2 separate regions of the Homo sapiens genome follow, and region 2 is linked to region 1. A link is a contact called in ENCODE Hi-C or POLR2A ChIA-PET data. All regions are on one chromosome and are shown on one strand. Each heading gives the region's core, a stretch centred on a gene start or an enhancer-like site at or near the end of the contact. The rest is flanking DNA. Distances are from core to core; before and after follow the strand shown. Region 1 overlaps SAMD4A (sterile alpha motif domain containing 4A). Region 2 overlaps SAMD4A (sterile alpha motif domain containing 4A).

The links. Hi-C counts contacts between places; a loop is a spot of excess contacts on that map. ChIA-PET counts read pairs that join two places held with the same protein, here RNA polymerase II (POLR2A). Pooled maps may share reads with other maps.
Region 2: a map of naive thymus-derived CD4-positive, alpha-beta T cell shows a loop between it and region 1 (1.8-fold over the local background). The contact joins two enhancer-like sites. A Hi-C loop is called at or near these places in 1 of 168 maps with a recorded cell type or tissue (naive thymus-derived CD4-positive, alpha-beta T cell), 8 of 37 single-sample maps with no recorded cell type and 14 of 50 pooled maps. POLR2A ChIA-PET finds 5 or more read pairs at or near these places in 2 of 52 experiments (activated CD4-positive, alpha-beta T cell and activated naive CD8-positive, alpha-beta T cell).

The regions. Positions count from the first base shown.
Region 1 is chr14:54,625,639-54,631,978 of GRCh38, forward strand. All of the region lies in intron 2 of SAMD4A (sterile alpha motif domain containing 4A), which reads left to right. It overlaps LOC112268133 (a long non-coding RNA gene), which reads left to right. Exons shown (of 2, transcript XR_002957606.2): 2 at 1-6,340. Among named protein-coding and RNA genes, the nearest start is that of SAMD4A-AS1, 59 kb to the right of the region's middle. Within about 2 kb of position 2,478, at least 26 of the 41 ENCODE cell types and tissues checked have a DNase peak (open chromatin) inside an H3K27ac peak, as active enhancers do.
Region 2 is chr14:54,726,801-54,732,511 of GRCh38, forward strand. All of the region lies in intron 3 of SAMD4A (sterile alpha motif domain containing 4A), which reads left to right. Among named protein-coding and RNA genes, the nearest start is that of SAMD4A-AS1, 42 kb to the left of the region's middle. RefSeq lists a silencer at 3,571-3,865 and enhancers at 3,652-3,771, 3,872-3,951. Within about 2 kb of position 3,476, at least 11 of the 41 ENCODE cell types and tissues checked have a DNase peak (open chromatin) inside an H3K27ac peak, as active enhancers do.

The DNA of each region.
Region 1 (6,340 bases), core at 1,228-3,727:
TCTCAGAGAAAGGGCCACATAGTTAAGCAGCTGCTGGTTTGAAATGTAAAGTACTTAGAAAGTACCTAAGGAAAAGAGCTTTATAATAAATTTTTTAATCAAAATTTTGAACTCACCTTGTGCAGCTTTGCTCACGGGGCATGTTCAGCTCATGACTAATGGTCACTCTTACTTGACTTTGCCTATTTTCTTCCCTACTTCATTTCCCCCATGCATTGTACCTTTAAATTGTCCCGCTCTAATTTGGTATCTCTTGACTTCTGCTTCAAACTTTTAGTTGTTTCCGAAGCATGCTAAGCAAAGTCTGTGTTTAGCTCCTGACCGAGGCTTGGTGTTGACTGTGGGACATACTTACAGAATAGCAGCTCTACTGCTAGGTGTGTGTGTGTGTGTGTGTGTGTGTGTGTGTGTGTGTGTGTGTGCGCGCGCGCGCGCGCGAGTGCGCACATGTGCATGCATGAGGGACAGAAAGAGACATCTTGTTTTTTTTTAGACTCTAGCTTCCAGGAGGTCAGGAAAAATAGTGGCTCTAGTTTAATTAACATCCTGTTTTAGCACCAGTTACAGGGTCATTACCACAGTAAATGTTAGATGTTAGACTTTATCTCTTCTCCATCAGAATTTCACTTTCCACAGGATACTGTATTTCTTTCAGGCTAATCTATATTTTAATGGCTTCTAAATTGTCAATTGAGATGGTAATTAGTTCTAATTTAGTGATAATGCTGTGAACATGGAGTAAGAAGCTAATTGACATGGCATGCTACCAACTAGAATTTTATGAACTAAAACTTCTTATCTCTTGCACAACAGTGAGTGTTCTCATTATAAAGGTGCCATTCAGGAAGGGAGAGTGGCTTTGCCCACAGGTGTTCGGTACCTTGTGGATACGTTGCTGATTGCTAGGTGATGGCCAACTTTGACTTTCCAAGTCGAACGGGTCTCCCTTAAACCTGCTTTTGGAAACTTGTACTAAAAACCCCTCCTATATGCATATTTAGTTAGGACATGTTTGTTTCCAGTTGCGTTTGTTTTTCCTACTAGATATAAGGAATTCCTATGGAGGCTGAGGGATATACAAGCAGGAGAACAGCAATTCTCTGTTCAACACATCTGGATTCTGGTAGAATAGCAATACATTCACTGAAAAGTTCTTAATAGTTTACAGAAGACTTGCACATATGTGACTTCATTTGATCTCATAATTGAAGTCAGGGCAGGCATTATTATACCCATTTTAGAGCTGAAGAAACAGAAGTTCAGGGAAGTTAAATAGTTTGTCCGTGATTATTTGACTGGGTAAGTGGGAGAGCCAAGCCAAGGACTGGAGTCTTCTGACTCTTGCTTCAGGGTTTTTCTCCCAATTACATCTTATTTCTCTGACCTGTTCATCCATATAATCTTATTCTGTAATTCTAAGCAATTGCTATTTCCTTAAAAATTCGGAAAAATTACATAACTATAACTCAACTAACTCATTACCTTTTTACATCCAACCCCCAGACTCTGGAATTAAATTTTCCTTCAGTACTTACCCTACCCTAGCTCAAGCTCAGAAAAACTGTCTTGGAAAAAGAGGTAAAAAGGACAGAAAGTAAAGAGAATCAGATTGAGGGGTGCTTCTGACTTTTTTTTTAAAGAAATTTTGTCATACAACTCCCCTAAGATGTGAGTCCTAAGGTTAACCAGAGTAGTTTTTCAAAGACGCAGCTTGTCCGTTACATTTGCTGCTCCGTGGCTGATCCTGTCCTGGACTAGCCTACCAGAACGTTCTTTAGCCCATTCATTAGATGATCTAGCTCCTGAATATCTAGCACACAGACAGTCTTAATCCCTGATTTGTGTTTGTGTATGTGTTTGACTCTGATTTGCCTTTCAGATAGATTCCTTAGAAGCTCTACCAGAATGTGGACAGGAAAACAGTGGTGTGAGACCCTAACAAGTCAGCTCAGCTTTTTGTCAGCGGCTGTTACTGCCTGGGCAGGGTAGAAGTCATTGTTGAAGATGAGGTCTTTCGGTTACCAGGCAGTTTTTTACATCCTTCCTTGCCCTCCTCCTGCTCCTTTAAACCAGTGGGAGATGAGAAAGCCGAAGCTTTATCTGTGTCTCTCTGTTAGTTTATTTGTAAACTGCAGGTCAAAAAGTAATATTATGTATAAAATCCAGACTAGACAATTGCTCGTTTCATGCAGAGAGGGTTTTAAAGGAAATCAGCTGACTTCCTGACTTGCTGAATGAAGTGTGAGTTTTAGTTTCTGTCCTGTTAGGAAATGACATGTGAATAGAGTTCTTGTATAAGCAGGCTTTTATTTTTGTCAATGGTTGGAAATTTGGGAAAAAGAGAAGAGAGGTCTGTTTATTTTAGCATATCAAGATTCATTTCTGTGGCACACACGCAGAAATGGGTATTTCTGAGTCTTGGTGGTCTCGGGCCTTGAAATTCCATTTCCTCTCCTCTCCTTCTCCCAGAGTTGTTGGATTGCCATAGCAACATGACTCCTCCCCCACAACCCTGTAAGAGTAACTGGTTACAGATTTAGCAGCAAGTCAGGCCGAGATCAAAATCCAAATATAGGGCCCTGATCACAGAAGGTGGGAGGACTGAGGCCGAAGACTGCTCTGTGTCCCTTCCTGGGGCTGCATGTGAAGTGACAGGCGCTTTGCCCGGACGGTCTAGGTGGTGCTGCTTGGAGACTCCGCCGGCCTTCATGAGCATCACTGCCATGTCACAGAGGGGTCTGCACCAAGGAAGGGAATTGAATAATGGCATGGATGAAGAATATTTACTGCAGCAGTATAACTCTGCATCAGATGAAATTGCTGATGCTCTGAAAGTCAAGCATGAGACTATTGGGGAAGCAGCTATGGAAATAGGCCTTCAGTAGGTGCTATAAAAATAAAGCATGCTCTGTCCCCAAGAATGCTTCCTAGGGGAGTCTTTGGGATGCTGAAAATGGTGATAATCATATCAACAATTGCTCATGTTGATTGAGTACTTAGTGTGTACCAGGCATTGTACTAAGTACTTGATAACTCATTTAATCCTCCTAACAACCGTTTGACCTATGTGCTGCTATTTTACAGATAAGGAAACTGAGGCACTGGGAAGTTAATGAACTGCCTCAAAGTTATGTAGCTTGTAAGTGGCTGAGCTGGGATTTGAACCTCTACAGTGTGGCTCCTTAATCCAGGTTCTTCATTCTCATAGTATTGTCTCTAATGGATCTGTATGGGCTCATAAATAGGGTGTTCAAGGAACCTTAACTGTAGTTTTGGTTTTTTTTTAAACACAAATATTGTTACAGGTTGAATTGTGTCCTGCCTCCCCCAGAATGTCAAAGTTCTAACCTCCAGTAGTTATGAATGTGACCTTCTTTGGAAATAGGGTCTTTGCAGATGTAGACAAGTTAAAATGAAGTTATGACGTGATGGTGGGCCCTAATCCAATGTGACTGGGTATCCCTATAAGAAGCCGACAATGCCATATGAAGAGAGACACACAGGAAGAGCACCAGGTATTAATAATCACAGAGGCAGAGATTAGAGTGAGGCAGCTGCAAGCCAAGCAATGCCCAGGATTGACGGCCACCACCAGAAGCTTGGAAGAGGCAACGACAGATTCTACTTAGTGTCTCAGGGAGAGCATGGCCCTGCTGACACATCTTGATTTCAGACAACCTGATTTGTTTTCAGAACTGTGAGAATAAATTTCTGTTGTTTTAAGTTACCCAGTTTGTGGTATTTTACAGTCATCCTAGGAAGCTAATACAAATATGTTTTTATTGTACCAGATTCAATCAGTAAGCCCCAGTATGGCATACAGAGTGATACATGAATATTTCGTTTTATCTGTCCCTTCCCATCTTATTGGTAACTGCTAATGACAGTTTATCTCCTTTCTATGCATGTATATTTATGTTAGTTTTTATATAATGAACCTATATTATATTCATTTTCTGCTATTCTTTTTTTTCTTTAAAGCTTACTGGTATATTCTGGAGATCTCTAAGTATTTGGCTTAAAAATTTTTTTTTCAATTGCGGTAAAATACAGTTTATCAACTTGGCCATTTTTAAGTGTACAGTTCAGTGGTATGAAGTGCATTCACATTGTTATGCAGCCATTACCACCATCCATCTTTAGAACTCTTTTAATCTTGCAAAAATGAAACTGTGTGTGTATATTAAACAATCACGCCCCATTACTTCCTTCCCCTGGCACCCACTGTTCTATTTTCTGTCTGTATGAATTTGACTCTTCTAGATACCTCATATAAGTGGAATCATACAGGACTTATCCCTTTGTGTCTGGTTTATTTCATTAGCATAATGTCCTCAAGCATCATCATGTTGTAGCATGTGTCAGAATCTTCTTCCTTTTGGAGGTTGAATAATATTCCATTGTATGTATATATGTCATTTTGTTTACCCACTCATCTATCAGTGGACACTTGGGTTGCTTCCACCCTTTGGCTATTGTGAATAATGCTGCTATGAACAGGGGTTTACAAAGATCTCTTTGAAATCCTACTTTCAATTATTTTGGGTATATATCGAGAAGTGGAATTGCTGGATCATATGGTGATTCTATTTTTAATATTTTGAGGAACTGCCATACTGTTTTCCATAGCAGCTGCATCATTTTACATTCCCACTAGCAATGCACAAGGGTTCCAATTTCTCCATATCCTTGCCAACCCTTGTTATTTTCTGTCTTGTTTTTTAATAGTAGCCATCCCAATGAATATGAGATGATATTGCATTGTGGTTTTAATTTGCATTTCCCGAATGATGGGTGATGTTGGCCATCGTCCCATGTGCTTATTAGCCATTTGTATATCTTCTTTGGAGAAATGTTCATTCAGGTCCTTTCCCAATTTTTAAAATCAGATTGTATTTTGTTGTTGCATTGTAGGAGTTCTTTATATATTCTGAGTATTAACCCCTTATCAGATATACGTATGAGTCTTTAGCTTTTAAGCTGTTGTTTCTCTCTGCACCAGCTGAGAATGCTTTGGTGGTGGTGGTCATGGGGATATTGTATTCTCATTATCAGGCTTCTAGTGATAGGTTGTATCAAGGGGTATTTCACTATGGTGAGTTTTCTAACAGAGGAAGCAACATGTATTAGTCAGGGTTCTCCAGAGAAAAAGAGCCAATAGGATGTGTGTATGCATATATGTGTATATTTTATAATAAATATAATGTAACTACATATTTATAATTACATAGCTATATTTATTACACATATAATAAATCTTGTATTTTATATGTGTGTGTGTGTGTGTGTGTGTGTGTGTGTGTGTGTGTGTGTGTGTGATGAGAAATCGGCTCACATGTGTATGAAGGCTGACAAGAGCTGCAGGCAGAGCCAGCAGGCTGGAGGTCCAGGAGAGCTGATGGTGTAGTTCCAGTCCAAGGGCTGATGGGCTCAAAACATGGGAAAAGCTGATGTTTCCATTTGAGTCCAAAGCAGGAAAAGGCTAATGTCCCAGTTCAAGGGCAGCCAAGCAGGAGGAATTCTCCCTTACTCAAGGGAGGATCAGCCTTTCTGTTCTGTTCAGGCCTTCAGCTGATTGGGTAAGGCCCACCCACATTATGGATGGCACCCTGCTTTACTCAGGCCACTGATATAAATGTTAATCTCATCCCAAAACACCCATATAAAAACGTTCAGAATAACATATGGCCAAATATCTGGGCACCTCATAGCTCAGTAAAGTTGACACATAAAACTAACAATCACACAGCACTAACAAATGATGCTGTCCTCCTCTGCCTCTGCTAATTAGTTTGAAGATGAAGAACATTCTCAGGGTCTTCATTTTCCTATAGGTTTTGTGGCTCAAGTCTGTTATTGAGCTCATTCCTTTTCATGTGAAGGTATAACAAGACAAAGCAACTTTGGAGGGCTCCAGGTGGTCATTTCTAGGGCAGATGTTTCCCTTAGAATGATGTGGCCTCAAAGAAGGAGTTTTCCTTTTACTGAATCAATAATAATTTTTATAATCCCAAATTACTTAAATAATAACTGAAACTTTGTACATGTCCATGTAGCTTCTCTAAATCTCTCCTGCTTTTTAAGGCTTGAGCTGTTTTCTTTTTCTTTCATAACCTCACTGCTTCTTGCCCACTATCAGCATTTTTCTGACCCTGTATAAGCCTAAGTGAAATCCCTTGGGACATACATAGCTTCTTTATACTAAGAAACTTAAGTGTTGGTCTAAAGTATTAACAATTTTTGTGCATTTTTGGTAAAGAAAGTTCCTACAGTTTTACTCTCTGTCTCACCCCTAGATTTTTGGGCACTACCGTTCATTCATTCAGAGTTACTATACACC
Region 2 (5,711 bases), core at 2,226-4,725, 100 kb after region 1:
ACAGCCAAGGTTGAGAACCACCGGTCTAGGAGAAAACTGTGGTAGGTCACAAGATGGAAGGTGGAGTGAAGAGTTTGTATTTACGTGTACAGATAGTCTATTACTCATTCAGGGTAACTGCATTCTATAAAGTTGTTGTGAACACTGAATTATTGAATATTGAATGATTGCTTCTAGAGAAAATACAGGGCTAGGTTCGGTCACATTTTTGTCAACTTATCAATACATAATGTTGTTTTATGTGTGTTTCTGTTTAAAGATAGTTTATTTAATGTATATTATTGATTAATTAATGTTGAACTCACAACAAAGAACACTGTAATTCATACCTGAATGAAGCTTATCACAACAGCCTTCTTTTTTTCCTTTTTTTTTTTTTTTTTTTTTTTTTTTTTTTTTTTTTTTTTGAGGTGGAGTCTCACTCTGTTGCACAGCCTGGAGTGCAGTGGCACGATCTCGGCTTACTGCAACCTCTGTCTCCTGGGCTCAAGCAATTCTCCTGCCTCAGCCCCCCGAGTAGCTAGGATTACAGGCATGCAACACCATGCCTGGCTAATTTTTGTATTTTTAGTAGAGACAGGGTTTCACCATGTTAGCCAGTCTGTGTCCAACTCCTGACCTCAGGTGATCCACCCGCCTCGGCCTCCCAAAGTGCTGGGATTACAGGGGTGAGCCACCACACCCAGCCTTGGGGGCCATTTTAAATGGTGAAATTGTCAACAGAAAGCACAACAATGTGAAAAATATGGCACTAAATAGACCACAAAAAGGACACTTGTTTATAGTAGAGAGCTGAAACAAGAAAGCAGCGCTTCACTTTGCTCCACCTTAGCTGGGAGCAAGTGCATGGGGAGACTTGAATTTTTGGCTACTGTATTTGTGTCTGTGTATGACCATGAAAAGGCCACGAGTATTGACTCAGGTTCCAAATGAATTTTAGCAATATGTGAGTTTACAAATATAGAATCCATGAATAATGAGGGTCAATGGTATATAGACATGTAGATGAACACGCACGCGCACACACACACAGACACACACGCACTACCTAGTTTGTATAACAGGTGAGGGGGAACCAGCAGTAAACAGGAGCAAAGGGAGCCCAGCCTCTGGATCTGAGCTGGCATCTGGGCTCAGCCCAGCCCTCCTGATCACCCTCACAGCCTGTTCTTTTTGCTGCTGGGGTCTGTAGCTCCAGACAGCCCTCTCCATTTCATATCCAATAAGAAATGAATGCTGTTCAATTCCTGTCCTTAAGCTGGAACGGTCCTGGGCGCTGAATTATGCCAGGAACCTCGAGCTTGCTGTGTCTCTGGAAGTCTTTTATTGCACAACTGATTTATAATACCCAAGTAGATGAGTTGAGAGCAATTACGTAAATGCTGTTTCTCTGGGGCAGAGAAGAACGGTACGGTTTAAATGAAAAATGCAGTGCCAAGTCAAAAATTCAAATCGTTATGTATAATTACAGACCACAGTAAATCAATTTTACAAACACAGTACCAATCTCACCATGTTCCAACACCCACAGGGTAAGGTTGTGATGGTTTAGAATTTGGTAAGAGGCTGAAGGTGAAGTGAAAGTGGGAATTGGGGTGTTGTGGAGCCTCCAGAGCTTGTCTGAATCACATGGCGATTCAATCAAATATAATTAAGGAGCCAGGAGAGCCTAAACCATCCAATTTCTCCTAATTAACAACAAAAAAATCATCTAATTAGTAGTGTAAACTCAAATTCTGGTTTTTTTTTTGAATGGTCATTTATGTGTATTGTTGCATTTGACATGTAGATTGAATGCTTTAATGAAAACAAGAACCAATTCCCTAATCAGTAAATTGCCCTCCTCACTGCCATGCTGAGAATCTGCTGTTCTCCTCCTTTTATCAAGGAGCTAAGTTAAGAATTAGTCAGGGCTACATAATACATTTCTAATTATTTACAGCCCTTCTCCTGAAACTAGAAAGAAAAGAAAAAAATACTGTTTGATCAAGGCAGAGTTTAGGGTTTCATACTCAGAGAAATCCTAGTCATGCATGTGGCTGCAAGGCTCTGCTGGCCGTAGGATTTAGGCATCCTCTGATGATGCCTGTCCTTACCTGATCAGTGAGAGCCACTGTTCCATGTTATCTGGGAGCCTTTAAGCTTCAGTGGCAGTGAAGGAAGACCTGGCCTGCGGTTCAGCTCAAGACAGGAGTTAGTAGACACAGTTTTAAAATATCCTTTGGTACCTCCATTCAAGCAATTGACTCACTGCTCTTCTTGACAAGTGCTGGTAGCAACAAGGTGTAAAAGGACACCCTGATGATTTGTTCAGCGACTCTGGCCATCTCCTTGGGACTGATGCTCTGAGAGGGTCTTGGTGGCTCAGTCATGAAATCCTGGCTATTTGAAGTTCCAAACTTGGATGGTCTTGCTGGTTCCCACACTCAGTAGCAGTCTAGGTGGTGCCGTTAAGCGCGGGATGGATGCTGTATTGCATAAACCTCAGAAGCACTTTCTGCATAGGCATGTGAGCTGATGAAACAGCACTTACAATTTGAGAGTTATCTTTTAAGAAAAGGGTAGGAGGCAAGTTTTTGTCATCTAGCTTCCTGAGTTTCTCTACTATCTCGCTTCTCTACACACAGTGACTGGAGCATTTTTACAGATACGTGGGAACATTAAAAAAGAAATATCGGCTTAAATTCACTCCTGGCCACTTGCTTAACTCCATTATTTTCCCTACTTGGTGAAATAATAAAATTCTACAGTTCTGTCTAAACTCATTTCTAGAAATATCTTCATTTTATGTGGATAGAAATTCATGGACAAACTTAAGGGTTTAGTATAATGGTAGATACAAAAAGAAACAGTACAGGAAAGTAGAAGTTAACCCAGTATGAAGGAGACTTCAAAATAGCCAGGTTGATCCCATCGTTTCTTGAATTAGCCTACACATTTGCTTCAAAGGTGGAAAATTGCTTTCATAGTTGATGGAAGTTGTCATTGGTTTTGATAGGATGGAATGAGAGGATTGAGGTAGTGTCCTTTTAGGATTTCTTGATTTGAAGCTAAGTGTGGATGAAATTTACTGATTTCTATTTAAAGTATATACATATTGGCTTCTTGTCTAGGTATTTCATAAATAATGACAATGTAAAGTCAAACAGCCGTTATCTAAAATAGATTTTCTACTGGATGACACCCAGTTTTGCCATTATAGAGGCTGACAAAAGAGGACAGATGAAATATACCAAAGATTAGTGCAATAATAAAAGTCTGCCAGAAGCATTCTAATTTATTTCTTAAAAGCTCAAATGTTTAAGTGATAATGTGAAGGCAGAAACATACATCTTTGCTCTGCCCAAAAACTGAGCCATCTGTAGAGTAGTAAGAGCTGACACCAGTGACAAGGACTCACGGTACTAGGAAAGCCTCCCCATGTGCTTTTCCCTGCATCAGAATGCTTTCATTTCAGTGCTGAATAAAAACGAGATGTCATGGGGGAAAGAGGAAGTTAGCTGTGTGTATTTGTCATCCCTGTTGTGATGTTCTTTGCAGCTTTTTCTTCTTCTAGAGTCTCCCTTTGGTCTGATTTGCATAGGCAAGTATACACTTTCTTTTCACCGAAAGTGTGTGGCTTCCTCCTTGGGCTTGTCAGGAACATCCCGTCCACCAACCACATCTTTGCTTTGTAGCATGTTCTCTCTTCTTCCCCCGGAATGAGGTGGAGTCCAAAGTCTGTTTAGGGGAATCGTCTTCTGGTGTCCAGATGTTCTAAGCACTGGTTTTTCAAGCCTTTGGTCAAGAAGCAGAGAGCAAGCATGCAGAGTTGAGGCTTTTAACCTTTCAGATTGGCTTTTAATCTATTCCCTGAAGCAGTGATGACAGAGCATGTTATTTTTAACCTTAGTGATTAATATTCCCCTCTCTTCCTCTCCCTTCTACCCCACTTACACAAATCTGGTGTTATTTTTTTTGTTGTTTGTTTGCATGATGTCACTGATCAAATACTCTGGTTTTGTATGTTTCAAAATGTATTCTTGAAGTACTATTAATCTTTTCTTCTCCAAAGATTCCCACCACAGGGCTTCAGATTACTGGTTGTGACACCACAAAACCAACTAAAGAAGAGGAATCCAGGGTGTAATATCATTTCACCACTGAGCCTTGCTTAAAATGTTGACTTTTTTAAAGCAAATGCCTGGAATTATTTATACAAGTGGTGTTAGCAGAACATTCTTTGAAAATTGAAAGCCTTTAGTGGTTCTTAGATGCTCTGAAACTGGTGTTATCGAAAAAATTTGTGGGATAGAAACTGGAATATCCCTGAGAAGCAGGCCGAAACCTAACAAAATGAACAGAAACACCCAACCCTTCCCAATTCCTTTGAAACAATCACCTTTTTGTAGCTAGCAGTGGGCTGAGCTTTTTCTTCTTTAGACTTGATAAGTATCAAACTATCTCCTGCAGCAAAACTTAAGAATTATATGCTGTGAAGCCTCAAATTTTTGTTTTCAGCAAAGGTTCTAGTGATACTTCTGAATTTCTTTGGGGAATGAGCCTAGAAAATATTGTTAAAGTAACAGATGAGTAAAATTAGCAACATAGAAGTAAAATTCTGCCCTGCTTTGTCCTAAGTATGTGGACACACAGCATACATCACCTGAGTCACAGGGAATTGGCCAGGACCTCTTAATTCAAGAAGAATATTGTAAGATATTTTAAAATAATGTGCAAACACTTGGCATCCTCATTCTACCTTTTAAAACCCCTAAATTGCTATGACTTATTTTTATAAGGTTTAGTTGTGCTAGCTATTTGGATTGAATTATATCATGTGAGCATCTTGAAATTTGAAAATTTAATGAAGCGTATGTTTTTCTATGAGAAAGGCAGCTTCTTGAATTAAAAATGAAGAGAGACTAGCTTAGAAGGAAAAAAGATTAAAGTTGCAAATCATCTCTATGTGGCTGGACTCATAGGGCATGATGAGAGCACAGAACCCAACCTTGGGTTGAGAACCCAGGGAATTTGGTTTGGTATAGAGAATGATATTAGGAGTGTAGGAATATTTAATGCCCTTATTCAAAAGGAAGTCAAATTTCTGACAGTTTCAGCAGCTTCAGCTTCTAGACTCTAAAACAAAATGCTAAGCCTGGAAATAGTTCAAAACACATAGTGACAGCAAAAAGAAATAATGGTTGGCTTGAATTTGAGGAGATAGTTGAACAATTGAAGGTATACAGCACACAGGTTCCTGAGGCTACCCAGACTGCCCATTGAAGGCTCACTCAACAAAGACGGCATAAAGCAACAAATCATCTCTGTCAAATGAGTGTGCTAGACCAAGAGTACACATGAACGGTGTAAGTTAATAGCTAATATTTAAAAATCGGGGTCCCCATTAAAACCACAATTGTATTTCAAATCTGCTGATTTTTTTAAAAAAGACGAAAGGTCTATGTACTCAGCATAGGTTTAATTTACATTATATTAATTTGTTGTATTAATTCCAATACCCTCTCTATATGTAGAAAAGTCATCCATGACATAGTATTTCATCCACTAACAAGGCTTGGTGTACGTAGGGATTTTGGGGTCTTTCTACTACCCAGAGACCCACAGCTCCCAGATTAGGCATTACTAAATTATATTCTTTCAGAAGGCTTCCAGTTCTAAAATGTTAGGAATATATGTTCATAACATTTTTAAAGCATGCTTTAAATAAT